Linked DNA regions of Homo sapiens: region 2 is linked to region 1. A link is an interaction called in ENCODE POLR2A ChIA-PET data of the cell type or tissue named here. Cell type or tissue: A673. All regions are shown on one strand. Region 1 overlaps PHF21A (PHD finger protein 21A). Region 2 holds the start of AMBRA1 (autophagy and beclin 1 regulator 1).

What was found. ChIA-PET counts read pairs that join two places held together with the same protein. Peaks named below come from ENCODE experiments on the same cell type or tissue, not always from the same donor. Only the 100,000 strongest peaks of a DNase experiment are listed, where the experiment ranks them.
Region 2: POLR2A ChIA-PET joins it to region 1 with 10 read pairs; 2 of 35 experiments call an interaction of 5 or more read pairs at or near these places.

What each region holds. Positions count from the first base shown.
Region 1 is chr11:46,096,765-46,104,764 of GRCh38, reverse strand. The region is part of intron 1 of PHF21A (PHD finger protein 21A); the gene reads left to right. Among named protein-coding and RNA genes, the nearest start is that of PHF21A, 21 kb to the left of the region's middle. In A673, no CTCF peak of the experiment used is centred here; a DNase peak (open chromatin) is centred at 4,444; H3K4me3 peaks cover 1,301 bases; H3K27ac peaks cover 2,362 bases.
Region 2 is chr11:46,591,029-46,599,028 of GRCh38, reverse strand. It overlaps AMBRA1 (autophagy and beclin 1 regulator 1), which reads left to right and starts at 5,006. Exons shown (of 18, transcript NM_001387011.1): 1 at 5,006-5,201. RefSeq lists enhancers at 4,822-5,251, 4,754-5,254. In A673, no CTCF peak of the experiment used is centred here; DNase peaks (open chromatin) are centred at 4,938, 7,808 and 7,918; H3K4me3 peaks cover 3,194 bases; H3K27ac peaks cover 3,023 bases.

The DNA.
Region 1 (8,000 bases):
GATGGTAATACCAGCCTCCTAGGGTTCATGTGACAATAAAATGAGGAAATCTTGAGACACTCAATCATGATAGCTGCTCTTATCATTATTATTGTTATTATTACAGTCCCACTAAAAGTTCATGGGAAAAGAGTAAATTTGGAACAATTTAGCTGGAGAGGTTTTTTTTCTCCCTTGAAATGCGTGGTGAGAAAGAGTATAGATGATAAAAGTGTTATCTAATGAGTTCTTATTTGTGAATACCTCTGGGAAAAATAGAAAATACATGGGAATATGTCAGTTTTAACAGAGCCTGCTAAATATTTTAGGGGATTTAATGTTTATTAAAACCCATAGTGATATAAGCTTTTCTTTTTTTTTCTCAACAGCTGGTGAGACCAGCACCAAGATATTGATGCAGTTTATAGTAGGTCTCTTAGAATCAAGTCAGTAGTAGACTAGGCATTGTAACTCTCAAGTCTTAAATACTCATCAGCTGGTCAGTCCATTGGGTCTGGCAAATTATGTGTATTTAACCCTTGAGAACTCATGCTTGGGTGTAACAACTAGTGGAAACAATTGTAGAACCCCAGAGATATAAAAGTGGCATACAAATGCTTTCTAATAATGATGGGCACAGTTTATTTGCTTTCTGATTTTGGGCATTTTGCCTTTGTGAAATTTCCTCTCATTTGGTGCCTGATGTTTTCTTATGGTAGTTGTTATTTTCTTTCTATATTTAATTGTCATAAGCTACCTATGTTGAGCCTAGAAACTGAGCCTGAGAACAAGTTGATTATGAGAAAAGGTACAATGATCTCCTCAGATTTGAGGAGTTTTGGGGTAAATAATTGAGTTAATATATCCATTAGAATGTATATATGTATCTGTCTTACGAATGTCTCTATCTTATAAGTGAAACCAGTAAATGAGGTAAGGGGAAAGATCATTAAGTGTAAAATATAATTAACTTTGTTCATTCACTACTGATCAGGATCTGAACGTTTTTGGTCTTTGATCCTTGATATGTTTTTTTCTGTGATTCAACAAATGTATTTGTAATAGCTTACCAAAACATTCTGAATATGGTATATGTTACCCTTAGCAAGAATTTAAGTTAAAGTAGCATAATGGCTCCTATTAACTTTTTGTTCTCACTAACCCAGCTGTACCATTTGATAAAGGTCTAGTAGGTGAATAGGTGTGTTTACTATAGGTGAATTGGTGTATATTTTATTTTGTCCCTGTTCCTAAAACATTGTATCTCATTTCTGAGGAGAAATTCCAACGAGTTTTTTAAAAAATAAAGTGGTGTACTTTGGCTCGACAAATATTTTTAAAACTAAGCAATTTTATAATGGGTTGTATAGTTATCTTTCAATTAAATAATTGTAATCTTACTTTGCAATAGAGTGACCAGTAGGTAAAGCATTATAGTTTTAAAATTAGCATAGCAAATATATAGTATTAAGTTTTCTTTACTTTAGCTCTTTGCAGAATCTGTAAAAGTTGTTTCCGTTGGTTGAATGGAATTGTGGAAACTTTAGAAGTATATTTCATTTTGATAAATATGTGTTAGAAAGAGATTCTACAAGCGTTTGGGGGTTGAGTTAAAGAATTATACAATTTTGAAAATCAGTTTGTCCCTGCTTAATTTGTAAAAAGTGGTGCTGTATGTGACGGGGGTGCAGTCCCATTTCAGCTCTGCAGGACCCTGTCCAGCCGGTGGTGCTCCTGTGTAGAGATGCCGCCGGTGATTGCCCAGACTCCCTGTGTTGCCTTTCCTCTCCTGCTTCTCTGCTTACCCTCTTGATGGTCTCTTTCCGTCCCCTGCCTGTTATTCATCCTTCCCTTCAAGCCACCACTGTTTTATTTCTATTTCTCTTAAAAACAAAACACTGTTGTAATTATTAGTTTTTAAACAGGGAGATACTGAGCTATTATCAAAACCTTAAGCTTTAACAGTTTGTGGGGATACCCCCTACTTTGGGCCCTCAGCTGGAATTTGGAGAATGGATAGCTTAAAATCACTTGCACAGTAACTGAATATTTGTAAAATACTTTATATCTGGACTAAGAGAGAGAATAGAAAAATACCTTTTTACCTCAGAAATTGCTGTATTTTCTGGTTGGGGTGAGATAGAGGCAAAGTTGAGGAAGAGGCAGGCATGTTACTTAACTAAAATAAGCATTAATTTATTAGACTGCTCTCTAGTCTCATGGACCTAATTGGAGAATTAAAAAATGGAAATTTTGGTGTTGTGAATTGCTAAAATATTTTGATTTATTAATTGAGAAGACTAGGCTTTCTTTCCTTGATTTGTAAATACAGAATACCACTGATGCCTTATTATATATTGATCTTTTACATGTCATTGGTTGATAGTTGCAAAGTAGCAGACCCTTTCCTTTTTAGATTTCTCCTAGTGGTTTTAAATTGTTAACATAATTGTTTGGTAAGAAAAATAAAACTTGGAAATTAATTATGGTTACATGTTGAGTTAATGTCTCTGCTGGATTTAAAATCAGTAGCTCCTGGTTAGGTGTAGTGGCTCATGCCTGTAATCCCAGCACTGTGGGAGGCCGAGGCTGGTGTATCACTTGAGCTCAGGAGTTTGATACCAGCACAGGGACAGGCGTGGTGGCTCGCGCCTGTAATCCCAGCACTTTGGGAGGCCGAGGCGGGTGGATCACAAGGTCAGGAGTTTGAGACCATCCTGGCCAACATGATGAAACCCTGTCTCTACTAAAAATACAAAAATTAGCTGGGCGTGGTGGCACATGCCTGTAATCCCCGCTACTCAGGAGGCTGAGGCAGGAGAATCGCTTGAACACAGGAGTCAGAGGTTGTAGTGAGCCGAGATTGCGCCACTGCTTCCAGCCTGGCGACAGAGCGAGACTCCGTATTTAAAAAAAAAAAAAAAAAGAGGGAGACCAGCACGGGCAACATGGTGAAACCCTGTTTCTACAAAAAATACAAAAATTAGCCGAGTGTGGTGGCATGTGCCTGTAGTCCCAGCTATTAGGGAGGCTGAGTTGGGTGGATTGATTAAGCCTGGTAGGTCGAGGCTGCGAGGCTGTGATTGTGCCATGCCACTGCACTCCAGCCTGGGCAACAAAGCGAGACACTGTCTCAATCAGTCAATCAGTTCAGTAGCTTCTAAGATCTATACCAGGCATTTCATCTATTATTTAATTATACTTAGAGAAAAACATTTGAGACAAGAGCCTTTATAGGATTTTAAATAACTTCTTCTTATGGAAATTTAAAAACATTTATAAAAATAGAGTGAATAATATAACCCCACGTACCTATTCCCTAACTAACAATTACCAGCATTTTGCCAATCTTTATTTATAGTGTGTAAAACATAACAGGAAAGTAACTTTGTGTTTTCAAAACATGCACTACAGTTAGATACATTGGTATACTCAAAGGAAAAATGTGTATGAGAATGTTCTTTTCATACATTGTTAGTTTAATACTGGTAATCCCTTTTAGGATAATATTTTCATTTGTCTTTTAACTTACTGAAGATGTCTGAGCCACCACTAACTTAGTGAAGAACGATGCCTGCTGGACAGATTTTAGCTTTTCTTACTCCTGCTTTTAGAAGTTCTGAGATTATTAGTTTTGAGCTTGTGTTCTTAGGAGTTGCATTTTATTTTATGTACACTTTCCTGTCTGTGATGGTTGTATGGACCACCATTTCTTAGCATAAGCAGGACAATATATAAGTCAGCTTAAAGTTGCAGGTCACAAGTCTTGTTCCGCACTTCCTTCTTGTGCATATTCTATTTCTATTTAACCCAAATGTGTGTATTGGTTAAGGAATGCTTGTTTCACTTATAAAATGGTTTGTCAAGGAGGGACTTTTGACTACCTGCTATCTTTAGACGTGGTAACAGTGGTTAGAAACTTGCTATGTGCTCCCTTGTTTGCTCTTCTTTGCACTGTAAGTTGTACATATGTCTGCAGTTGTGGGGCGTGTTCATTAGGAGTCACTACAAGGTAATGGTAGACTTATTTCTGAATTTATTTGGTTGCATTAGTTTAAATTAGACCCACAGGTGTAATTATTCCATCTCAATGCATGGGGAAGCATAGTCAGTGAAAGTTGTGCATGTAAACCCCTGTGCATTGAAAATGTGTCTTTAATGTTATGATGTTATTTGGCATCTATCATTTAGTGCAAGGAGTATACTTACTTAACAGGACCTTTAATAAGTTCCCTCTACACCAAAGATATATATTTTAAAAATTATACTTAAGAAGACTTTGTGGTATTCCCCAGAAGAGTTCGCCTATAGCAGCAAAACCTTTCTAAAATAAAACTTATTCTTTTAACCGGTATTCATTTAAGTGGGTTTCTCTCTACTTGGTTTCCATGGAAATAGCAAATAGCTAACGTTATTTATAAGGTGGAAGTAAAATAGGGTGCCTAATGGGACCCCATGCTGCTCTGATGAAGAGACTTAGGAAAAAAGTCCATGCTCATGGGATTTTTTTTTTTTTAAACAAGGTTAATGGAAGCCCTGATTTCAGTCTTCTGTAACATAACATATTTTTGGTCTTAAAGGCTAGCATTAATATCAAGCAAACAACTTCTTTTTGAGGTCTGTATTGCTTTCACTTTCAAGTTTTAGGACTACTTACTTATCAGCGTGATTGAGGCATGTTTCAGACTCCTGTTTCTTTGTGGTTTTTGTTTCAAAAGTTAAAATTCCCAGTGTATTGTAGCTGTTTCCACTTCTCATTGACATTTCAAAGTACTGATAAAAAGATAAATGTTCATTAAGGATAGCAGTGGTGAGAAAGGATCAATATGTTGGACTACAAAGATTTTTTAAAAAATGTAAATTGTATGGAACCATTTTTAGTTTTTAGGCCTAAAGTCAGGGTTCTTTTTTATTTGTGTTGTGGAGCTAAACCTGTATAGTCAGAGAGAAGAGATTCTAATTTTCTTTCAGGCTGGAAACAGGGAAAATCTTAATTTCTCTTTCCTTTTTAAAAAATGGATTGTTGCCAAAACCTTTTAACTGAAATAAATGTTAATTCTTTTAGTGCTTGAAATGTGGATTTGGAATAAAGCTTGGCTTTTTTCTCACTTCTTCGGTAAGGCCTACTCTGAGTTTTCTAGGCCTGCAGCAAAGCCTTGCATTTTTTAAGCCCCTTCAAGTGAAAGAGTATCATTCCCTTTGTGTTTGTGTTTGTGTTTAGGGTGTGTGTGTGTGTGTGTGTGTGTGTGTGTGTGTGTGTGTCTAATTTTTCTATAGCCTGAAAGGCACCTGCTCATTTTCCAGCCTAGTGAGTACAGCAGTGCTATATTGAGAAGTGAGGCAGGATGGAACACAATAAGGTGCTATAATTTTTATTTAGTTAGTTTTGCTCATCCTCGGCAGCTTGTGATCACTGTCCATTTATCTGGAAGTACTCTGATTATTCTTGGCTATCGATGCAGCAGGAGTTTTCTTCTGTGTTTAAAGCAAGGACTGTAGTATACTGAGGGCTCCATCAGGGAGGAGTTGAGTTTTGTTTTGTGTGCATGTGTTTCTCTGGATAAGCTTCTGGCTATAGTTGGGTTTACTGTGCTTTAATTTTTTAAAATTTGGTTGTTTTAATCTTGTTGAATTTATTTTTGTGTGAGATATTTTTCTCTAGCAATTCACTAATTTCTTCTGTGTATGTTGATGCTATTTTATAAAATTTTCTTAATGTGTTGTTCTTTTAGTTTAACTTCTTCTTGTTTATTTTTAAAATCTGGTATCTAGCATTGACCTTTCTTAGTGACTTTTATTTGAATTATCTTGTGCTTTAGAGACATAGGAATTTGGGTCTATTATCCCATTTCTGAGCGAACAACTCCCAGTAGTTACAGTTAGTGCAATAGAAAGGGTTCTCACAGATGCAGTGCTGGGCGTTGATCCTCCTCCTTGGTGCTTATGGTTTACACCCAGAACTCCCATTAGTGTTAATAGGAGGCACTTCCTTAAATCCCTGTACACCAAAATAAGCTCAAACTCTTTTATAATGCCTTATAGATACCTGAGTTGTTTTTTTGTTGTTAATGACAAGAGTTTTAGTCCTGAGGTTAACTGATTATTAAGATAGAGTTTGAGTTGTCTTGGGATAAGGAGTGATTTACTAAGTCTGATCTATAATTAAGAAGTTTTCGTTATGATCATTAGACTCAGAAAACAGCTTCGTGAGAGCTATGGAAGCTTGTGAATAAGGATTTTTGTACTTTATAGAGTGAGGAAGCAAGATTTCTTCTTTCTATTTATTTCTGCTATTTCTTCTCAACCATAAAAAATGGTTCTAACAGTTTTTGTTTATATTGTAAGAAGACTTAGAAAAATTGTTTTGTTTTTTATTCTACTTAAAAGCCTTCCTGTAATTACCCTCTGGCCTCAAAGTCTTTTATTAGCTAGTGTGGCTCACATTTTTCAAGCATATAGAAGTTAATATGCACTGTTTTAGAACTTAGACACTACAACCACTGGTCAAGTAATAGATAATCAGTGTTTACTACACCCATCTGTGAATTGTGGATTTTTATTACTTCCATTTATTTATGTACAGTCTAAATCTTTGTAGATTTTAGCTAGTCATCTGGACTTCTTGGACCTCTGTTCCTCCATGAAATGAAGGTATGGATCTGCCCTCTGAGGTGTCCATTCTAGTTTTAGGCTGTTTGAAGGCCTACTTTCCTAGGTACTGAAGGAAATAGAGTACTGTAAGGCAGGCAGTGGTTTCTAATCCTGGCTCCCTATTAGAATCTTTTGGGGGAACTTAAATACAGATCTATGGGTTCTAAATAAGACATAATATATTCAATATCTTTAAGGGTAGGGCCTGTGAACCTGTATTTTTTGAAGTTTTATGTGTTATCCTGATCTAGGATTGAGAACTACTTGTACAAGGTATTCTATTCTTTTGTGTATGTGTGTGTGTGTGTTCTAGTTAGGGAGATGTCATATAGGTCAGATTAAAATGTGAGGCAGTGTGTGGTTAAACTTGAAAATGAATGAGAAAGAGGATAAACACTTTAGGAGTTTAAACAAAGGAAGAATTGGGAATTAGGATGGTTTGAGCAGATCTCTGTTAATCAGTGAGTCTTTATCTGGACCCTAGTGTGTGGGTGAGATTTGGATAGTTAGAGAGAGGGTAAAAAGGTATTATTCTTGTTATAAGGAAGAGCATAAGTAAAAGTTGGGGAGCGGAACAATTCTGATTATAGTTTTAGTCTTTATTTTAGTATTCTTTTGCTCCTGAAACTGCTGTAGATTTCCTCAATAATTTGAGGGAGTGAGCCATGAAGATATTTGGAGGAAAAGAGTGTTCCAGAGCCCCAAGAAGGGAACTTGCCTGGAGGGTCTGAAGTACGGAAAAGAGGCCAGTGTTGCTGGAAAGGATTGAGCGATAGGGAGATGGGACGGCTTCGAGTGGCAGAGGCCCAAATCACTCAGTGCCTGTGGGCCATTGAAAGGAACTTCATCTTTTCTCGGAGTATGATGGGAAGCCACTGGAGGGTTTTGAGCAGAGGAGTAACAAGATCTGTCTTGGATTTTGAAAAGCTTACTCTGGCTTGCGAGAGAATATACCTTAGCGGGGCTAGGGTAGAATTGGGGAGGCCAGTTAGGAGGCTGTTGCAATTATCTAGGTGAAAGGTGAAGGTGACTTGGACCAGGGAGGTGGTAGGAGAGTTGAGGCAAGGGGGTCATGGTGGATATATTTTGAAGGTAGAGGCACATGGTTGGCTGTCGGAGTAGATGTGGAGTGTGGTAAAAGAAGAGTCTTAAGATGACTTTTAGGATTTTTTCTTCTGAGGGGGTGGAGTTACCATTTACTGAGATGGGAATGACTCTGAGGAGGAAGTTAGGGGAGAGGTAGTCAGGAGTTTAGTTTTGGATGTGTTGAGCTTGAGATACCTATTTGACCAGTGTTGAGTGGGCAGTTGGGTATATGAGTTTGGAATTCAGGGGAAGGATATGTGCTAGAGATAAACATTGGGAATTGC
Region 2 (8,000 bases), 490 kb before region 1:
AGACAGGGTCTCACTCTGTCACCCAGGCTGGAGTGCAGTGGTGTGATTGTAGCTTATTACAGCCTTGAACTCTTGGGCTCAAGTGATCCTCCCACCTCAGCCTCCCAAGTAGCTAGGACTAGAAGTGTACACTACCATGCCTGGCTAATTTTTTTTTGGTACAGACAGGGTCTGACTATGTTGCTCAGGCTGGTCTTGAATTCCTGGCCTCAAGCAATCCTCCTGCCTTGGCCTCTCGAAGCGCTCTGAGATTATAGGGATTACAGGCATAAAGTACCGTGCCCAGCCTAAACTTTTTTTTTAACATGACTACAGGCTGGGCACAGTGGCTCACGCCTGTAATCCCAGCACTTTGGGAGGCCGAGGTAGGCAGATCACAAGGTCAAGAGATCGAGACCATCCTGGCCAACATGGTGAAACCCCGTCTCTACTAAAAGTACAAAAATTAGCTGGGCATGGTGGCGGGCGCCTGTCATCCCAGTTACTAGGGAGGCTGAGGCAGGAGAATCACTTAAACCTGGGAGGCAGAGATTGCAGTGAGCTGAGATCCTGTCATTGCAACTCCAGCAACAAGAGCAAAACTCCAAAAAAAAAAAAAGAGAAAAAAAAATGACTACAACTGAAGGCCTCTTGTGATTGTAAAGTAGAAGAAATTAGATCTCTGGATACTGAACAGGAGAAAGGAGATTAGACTTTGAAATCATAAATTAGCAAATTTCAAAAAGGGGCCTCCCTGTTTGCCCAGCAAAACATTAAGGATCTATTATTCTGTTGACATGTTAACTTTCTCTAATCTTTATGCTGTCTTTTACAGATGGGCTGATTTCTTTGTCATTCTAGAGCCTTAAAATATTCATACATTTTGATCTATTGATAAATTTCATCACTGGAGATTTATCTTATAGAAATAATTCCAAAGAAGGGAGAGCCTTCTATCATTCTACGGCTAGCAGTTCCCTGCTGTTCTGGGCTCTCTCTCCTTCCCTGGGCTGCTCCTACGTCACTATACTACTACCTTTACCATTCCATCATCAAGTGTATACATTACCCCACAGCACAAAAAGAACCGGCTAGAAAAGAACAGAACAGAATTGCAATGGCAGAATTGACAACTGGCTTACCATTTCAGCTGTTCAAGGCCTGACTGGTCTTCCTGCACTTCCTAGTAAGATGACTCACGGTACCATTACAGAATTATCTCACGCTAGGGTCAAACCTGATTTCTACCACCGAGTGTGTGGTAGAGGCATGTTTCTCAGAACCCAGAGCCAAGATAAGGAACAGTCTCCAATTCCCTGTTCTCTCCCCTCCCTCCTTCACCCTTCATTCCAGGCAAGTCTCCTAGGCAAGTGTGTCCCATCCTCATCCTCTTTTTTTTTTTTTTTTTTTTTTGAGGCAGGGTTTCACTGTCTCTGTTGCCCAGACTGGAGTACAGTGGTGTGATCATGACACACTGCAGACTCGACCTCCTGGGCTCAGGTGAGCCTCCTGCCCCAGCCTCCTGAACATCTGGGATTGCCAGTGTATGCCACCACTCCCTGCTAATTAAAAAAATTTTTTTGTTTTTTAGAGACAGGTTCTCACTATGTTGCCCAGGCTGGTCTCAAACTCCTGGACTTAACCTATCCTCCCGCCCTGGACTTCCAAAGTGCTGAGAGTACAGGTGTGAGCTGCCACACCTGACCTCTTGTTGGTTTAGTCTTTCCAAAGTTTTTTCCATGTGATTGACAGGGGCAAGGTCCATGCTTAAGAGTGAACTGTCCCAGATTTCCCATGGCTGTCACAGTTTTAACACTCAAAGTCCCATGTTCAGGGAAACTCCTCAGTCCTGGGCAAAACTAAGACTGGTTATCCTACTTCAGGGAAGCACCATCCTACCTCAGGGGAGTGGCTCCATGAGGAGAGTCCTACCAGAATTCAGTGATCAACAGTAAACACCATAATGAGTTCTTGAGTCTTAACATCAATATGAGGAACATCAGGGGTACAGCCCAGGATGATCTTCACTTCTGCTGGCCTTGTTTCTTTTTTACAGTTTTTCCTCTAGTGTGAGGAGATTCCCGCAAGGTTGATGGTTTCAACTCCTGATCTCTTGTGATCCACTCTTCAGTCTAAATAAACATTTCCATAAGAACATGCAGTAGTTTGCTGTCAAACTGAAGCTTAAATCCATATATATACATACATATTTGAAAAGAACAGTTCTCTAAAGGAAATTTATCTGTAAAGGTGCAACTCTGCCCATAGAATAAGCCACCCTTTCCATGGTCTCACAAAGCAGTCTAGACTCAGCGTTGCAAATATTTTCATTTTCAGATGATGATTTTAGATAAATCTTTGCCGAACTTTCAGGTGTTTTACTCAAAAGTCTCCAGCTTTTGAAAAAAGGAAAATGTCTAGAGCAGTGAAATTAGTTTTTTTTACTGCAATCAAGGTTTCAAAACAATGTAGTTGGCCGGGCGCAGTGGCTCAAGCCTGTAATCCCAGGACTTCGGGAAGCCGAGGTGGGTGGATCACGAGGTCAGGAGATCGAGACCATCCTGGCTAACACGGTGAAACCCCGTCTCTACTAAAAATACAAAAAAATTAGCCGGGCGTGGCCGGGCGCAGTGGCTCACCCCTGTAATCCCAGCACTTTGGGAGGCCGAGGCGGGCGGATCACAAGGTCAGAAGATCGAGACCACGGTGAAACCCCATCCCTACTAAAAATACAAAAAATTAACTGGGCGTGGTGGCGGACGCCTGTAGTCCCAGCTACTCGGGAGGCTGAGGCGGGAGAATGGCGTGAACCCGGGAGGCGGAGCTTGCAGTGAGTCGAGATCATGCCACTGCACTCCAGCCTGGGTGACAGAGCGAGAATCCTCAAAAAAAAAAAAAGCCGGGCGTGGTGGCGGGCGCATGTAGTCCCAGCTACTCGGGAGGCTGAGGCGGGAGAATGGCGTGAACACAGGAGCCAGAGGTTGCAGTGAGCCAAGATCGCTCCACTGCACTCCAGCCTGGGCGACAGAGCGAGAGTCCGTCTCAAAAAACAAAGAAACAAAAACAATGTAGTTATCTGAGTAAAATTTGAATGAGGGCTATAGCTATGCTCCACAAGCCTCTCCAAGAAGGAGAGTTTTCTTTCTTTCTTTTTTTTTTTTTTTGTAGTCCCGAGTAGCTGGGACTACAGGCTCCTGCCACCACGCTTGGCTAATTTTTTGTATTTTTAGTAGAGACGGGGTTCACCGCATTAGCCAGGATGGTCTCAATCTCCTGACCTCATGAACCGCCCGCCTCGGCCTCCCAAAGTGCTGGGATTACAGGCGTGAGCCACCGCGCCCGGCCTGGGCAGTATTTTCAAAGACTTAGAGGAGATTTTTGTAAAGTGCCAATACATTATTTAAAAAAGGCTAATACTGTAAGGATGTGCTCTTTGAGTTTAATTAAAGTCTTCAAAGGCTGGGACTTTTTTTTTTTTTTTTTTTTTTTTTTTTTTTTTTTTTTTTTTTTTTTTAGACGGAGTCTTGCTGTGTCGCCCAGGCTGGAGTGCAGTGGCACGATCTCTGCTCACTGCAACCTCCGCCTCCTGGGTTCAAGCGATTCTCCTGCCTCAGCCTCCCGAAAAGCTGGGATAACAGGCACCCGCCACCACGACCGGCTAATTTTTGTATTTTTAGTAGAGACGGGGTTTCACCATCTTGACCAGGCTGGTCTCAAACTCCTGACCTCGTGATCCACCTGCCTCGGCCTCCCAAAGTCCTGGGCTTACAGGCGTGAGCCACTGCGCCCGGCATTTAAAAAAAAAAAAATTTAAGATAGGGTCTTGCTCCATAGATCAGGCTGGAGTGCAATGGTGTGATCATGGCTCATCGCAGCCTCCACCTCCCGGGCTCAGGATATCCTTTCATCTTAGCTTCCCGAGTAGCTGGGCCTACAGGCGGGAGCCACCAGGCCCGGCTAACTTTTTGTATTTATTTATTTTTTTTTTATAGAGACTGGAGTCTCACCATGTTGCCCAGGCTGGTCTTGAACTCCAGGGCTCAAAGCAATCCACCAGCCTCGTCTCCTAAAGTGCTGGAATTATGGACGTGAGCCGCTGCGCCCGACAAACTGGGACTATCTTGTTTCCTTTTTACACCCTTCCTCTCTGAGTAGTGGGGAAGGGTGTAAACCTCCCTAGGAGCAGGTAAGGTAGACTATGATTGCTCACAATTGGTAACCATACTTGCAGTGATCTTTGTGATTTATTGAATCACATCTAGGATGTACATATTAATCCATATTTGTGCTGAGCATATTCATTTATCAACTAAGAGACTACAGAAAAAAGCCATTGTTGTGGTGATGAAAATGTCAACACTTTATCAGGTTCTGAACCCAAAGAGACTTTTGCTTATTATGTAAGAAGCACACCTGTGGCTCTAGGCCTTTGGAAGAAAATAAAAGAGAAAAGCAATCCGTGTGCTTTTTTTCCCCCTGCCTTAAGGTCAGGCTACATAATTCTGGGTTTTCCCAGCTTCTCTTGGTCATGCTTTGTGGGGACTAAACTGGAGCTTTTACGTAGACTGTTCATTTTGTTCCTCAGCTTGAATTCTCTCTCGTTTTCTGTCTCTATGATTTTTAATTCCCCTCACTGCTCTGTTAGGAAACTAAGGGTCAAATGAGGTTAACTAATTTGCTCAATTGGGATAAAGAGTGTTGGGAGTCCATAGAACAGTTGGGGGACTATAGTTACACAACAAGTGTTATTGCGCTATGATTTGATCTTCAACACATTCACGAGAAACTCCAGTTCTCTAAAGAACTTTAACAGCCGGCGACCCACAGAAAATGGCAGAAGTGCAGGCTCTTTTTTAACCCGTGGCTTATGATCTGGGTTTGTTTATTTACGCCTCAGACAGGAGCCGGACCTTGAGTAGGAGTTGAGCTGTTTTTCGGCGCTCGGCTGTGGTTCCTTGAACGATTGCTTGGGCGTTCCTCCTTTGATGTCTGGGGCGTTCTTGTATTCGGTGATCTTTTGCGCCGTCTTCTTGCTTGATGTCTCCTGAGCGGCGGCGGCGCCGGGTCGAGGGCTGAGTTGTCCGCGAGGCCCCGCGCTCAAGCCGCCTTCTCCTGCCGGTCGGTAGAACGGACCCCTTCCTTTATTCCTGTCTCCTCTTTCTTTTTCCCTGTGGCTCAGCCCGTTCGCTGGACTGCAAACCGAGCTCCCGTCTGCCTTGCAGGTAGGCCCAGGAGGAGCCTGGGAGGCCCAGCCCGGCATCCTTCCGCCGCGGGGTTGAGAAGACCTTGGCGCCGGCGGGTGGGCAGGCTGGCCGGCCGCCGTGACACTGCCAGAGGAGGGGCTACCGGACTGCGTTGAGGGGCGCGGCCGGAGGGGCAGCCCGGAACCGAGGGAGAAGCCGAAAGGAGGGAGAGTTGCTGGGGCTTCCCGGTGTGGTTCTTTAGGGAGGAGATGTTGGGTCTAGGGCACCCCCAGTGTGTGGCGAAAATGGCTTTCCAGGAACCGATAGAGCTTTGCGCACTTTGACCCTCCTTCCTTTCTCCTTTTCCCCCCACCCCGAAGTCTCCGGGTGTCATGCCTCAATTGCACTGGGGACCCCTACTGAGTCCAGCCTTTGAAGGGACCTTTGAGTAGGTGGAGGCTTATGGAACAAGGCCCTCTGGCTCTTCTGAGCGAAGTGTTATGTTCTCGCCTTTTTCTGGGTGGGTAAACTGAGGCTGATGTCTGGGACGTGACTTCCCCACATATCCCCAACAGATCATTAAATTCACTGTAAGTCACTTTTTGTCGTTTACCAATTCCCTTCCCCCCACTTACCAGTCAAGTTATGAAAACAGTGAGTTATTGTTTGATCGTCTGTGATCCCAATTTTCCTAGGAATATAGACTGTTAGGAATATAGATCCTGTCACAAGAGGCTTCAGAAGTAAAGGAACCATGTGGTTTCTTGGCTGTTTTGCTTTTCAAAGTCTGTATCATTTTAACTAGTGTAGCAATGACAGTTTCTTTTTGTTTCTTGATAACCTTGTTGTCTACTTTGTTTCCTGATAACCTTGTTGTCTACTTTGTTTCCTGATAACCTTGTTGTCTACATTGTTTCCTGGTTGATTTATCCTCCTTCTCCCCAGCCTCTTTGGAAATCTTATAACTATGGTGTTTGTGGTTAGAGGTTAGAGTCTAGTAGAGGATGGTCAAGACTTTGAAGGCAAACGCTTGTCCTGTGAGGGTCTGCTTTCTGGGGAGTATCCAATGGAAACCCAAGGAGTCTGTCTCTCTTTTTTCTTTTTTTTTTTTAAGACAGGCTAGCTCTGTCGCCCAAACTGGAGTGCAGTGGCGCGATCTTGGCTCACTGCAACCTCTGCCTCCCGGGTTCAAGCGATTCCCCTGCCTCAGACTCCCGAGTAGCTGGAAGTACCGGCGCGCGCCACCACACTCGGCTAATTTTTGTATTTGTAGTAAAGACGGGGTTTCATCATGTTGGCCAGGCTGGTCTTGAACTCCTGGCCTCAAGTGATTCGTCCACGTCGGCCTCTCAAAGTGCTGGAATTACAGGCATCCACCGCGCCCGCCCAGTTTTGTTGTATTTGATTAGTAGTTTGGTCACTGCACATACAAAAGCTAAAAAAGGCTGTGTGTAGAAATCATTCAAATATTGAGATATTTAAATGAAAGGTTAACGCTTTGGGAACTCCTTTGTGGTTCCCTTTTCCTTCCCAGCTTGGAAAGTCTGGGGACTAAGTCTGTTATTTTCATCGGATTCAGTACCATGATCCTAATTTGTGTCACTTCATTCTTGGAAAAAAAAAAATTCAGCCTGTCGGGCGCAGTGGCTCACTCCTGTAATCCCAGCACTTTGGGAGGCCAAGGCAGGTGGATCACCTGAGGTCGGAAATTCGAGACCAGCCTGACTAACGTGGAGAAACCTAAAAATTCAAAATTAGCCGGGCGTGGTGGCGCATGCCTGTAATCCCAGCTACTTGGGAGGCTGAGGCAGGAGAATCACTTGAACTCGGGAGGCGGAGGTTGCGGTGAGCCGAGATCACGCCGTTGCACTCCAGCCTAGGCAACAAGAGCGAAACTCCGTCTCAAAAAAAAAAAAAAAAAAAAATCAGTCTTGAGGTCATTCTGGGTTGGATAAGTTTCCAAAGTATGTAGAATCAGTAAGAGAGCGTTTTTTTGTGTGTGTGTTTTTTGAGACGGAGTCTTGCTTTGTCCCCCAGGCTGGAGTGCAGTGGTGCGATCTCGGCTCACTGCAAACTTCTCCGCCTCCCAGGTTCAAGCAATTCTCTGCCTCAGCCTCCTGAGTAGCTGGGATTACAGGCGTCGCCACCACGCCCAGCTAATTTATTGTATTTTTAGTAGAGATGGTGTTTTACCATCTCGGCCAGGCTGGTCTTAAACCCCTGACCTCGTGATCCACCTGCCTTGGCCTCCCAAAGTGCTGGGATTACAGGTATGAGCCACCGCGCCCGGCTAAGAGAGTGGTTTTAAGGGTGCAGAGATTCAGTTCCTAGTCCTTGAGTGGAAACTGTACAAGGCCACATTCTCCCACTATTTTAGTATTCTCATGTGAGTTTTGGAAAGATTACTGTTCCTTTAATTTTTTGTGTGAGGTCAGCAAGATTTAAATGAAGGGCCCTTAATCATAAGCAATTTCCTAGTTACACGACCTCAGTGCTCCCAGAAGGGGATTAATGAAGAGCCACCAGACTATCTTTATGGAGAATCTAGATTGGGAAGTTAAGCTAAGAATGTGCATTTTTGAAAAAGTTTTTATGGTAGAAGAGAATGTATATCAGAGGAAAGAATGTAGAGAAGAAAGCAACATTGTCCACTGGGAATTGATAAGTTCTGCGTAGAATTTAGAGTTATAAGGACTATCTCATTGGCTCCTAATGAATGCTAAATAACAAATGGAAATTGCTGTGAGTGTCATGAAGCAATCTTAGGAATATTTTATTATGTTTCTGCAGGAAATAATTGGCAGAGGCTTAAGTTGAATTGAGGCCAAGAAATTTGGT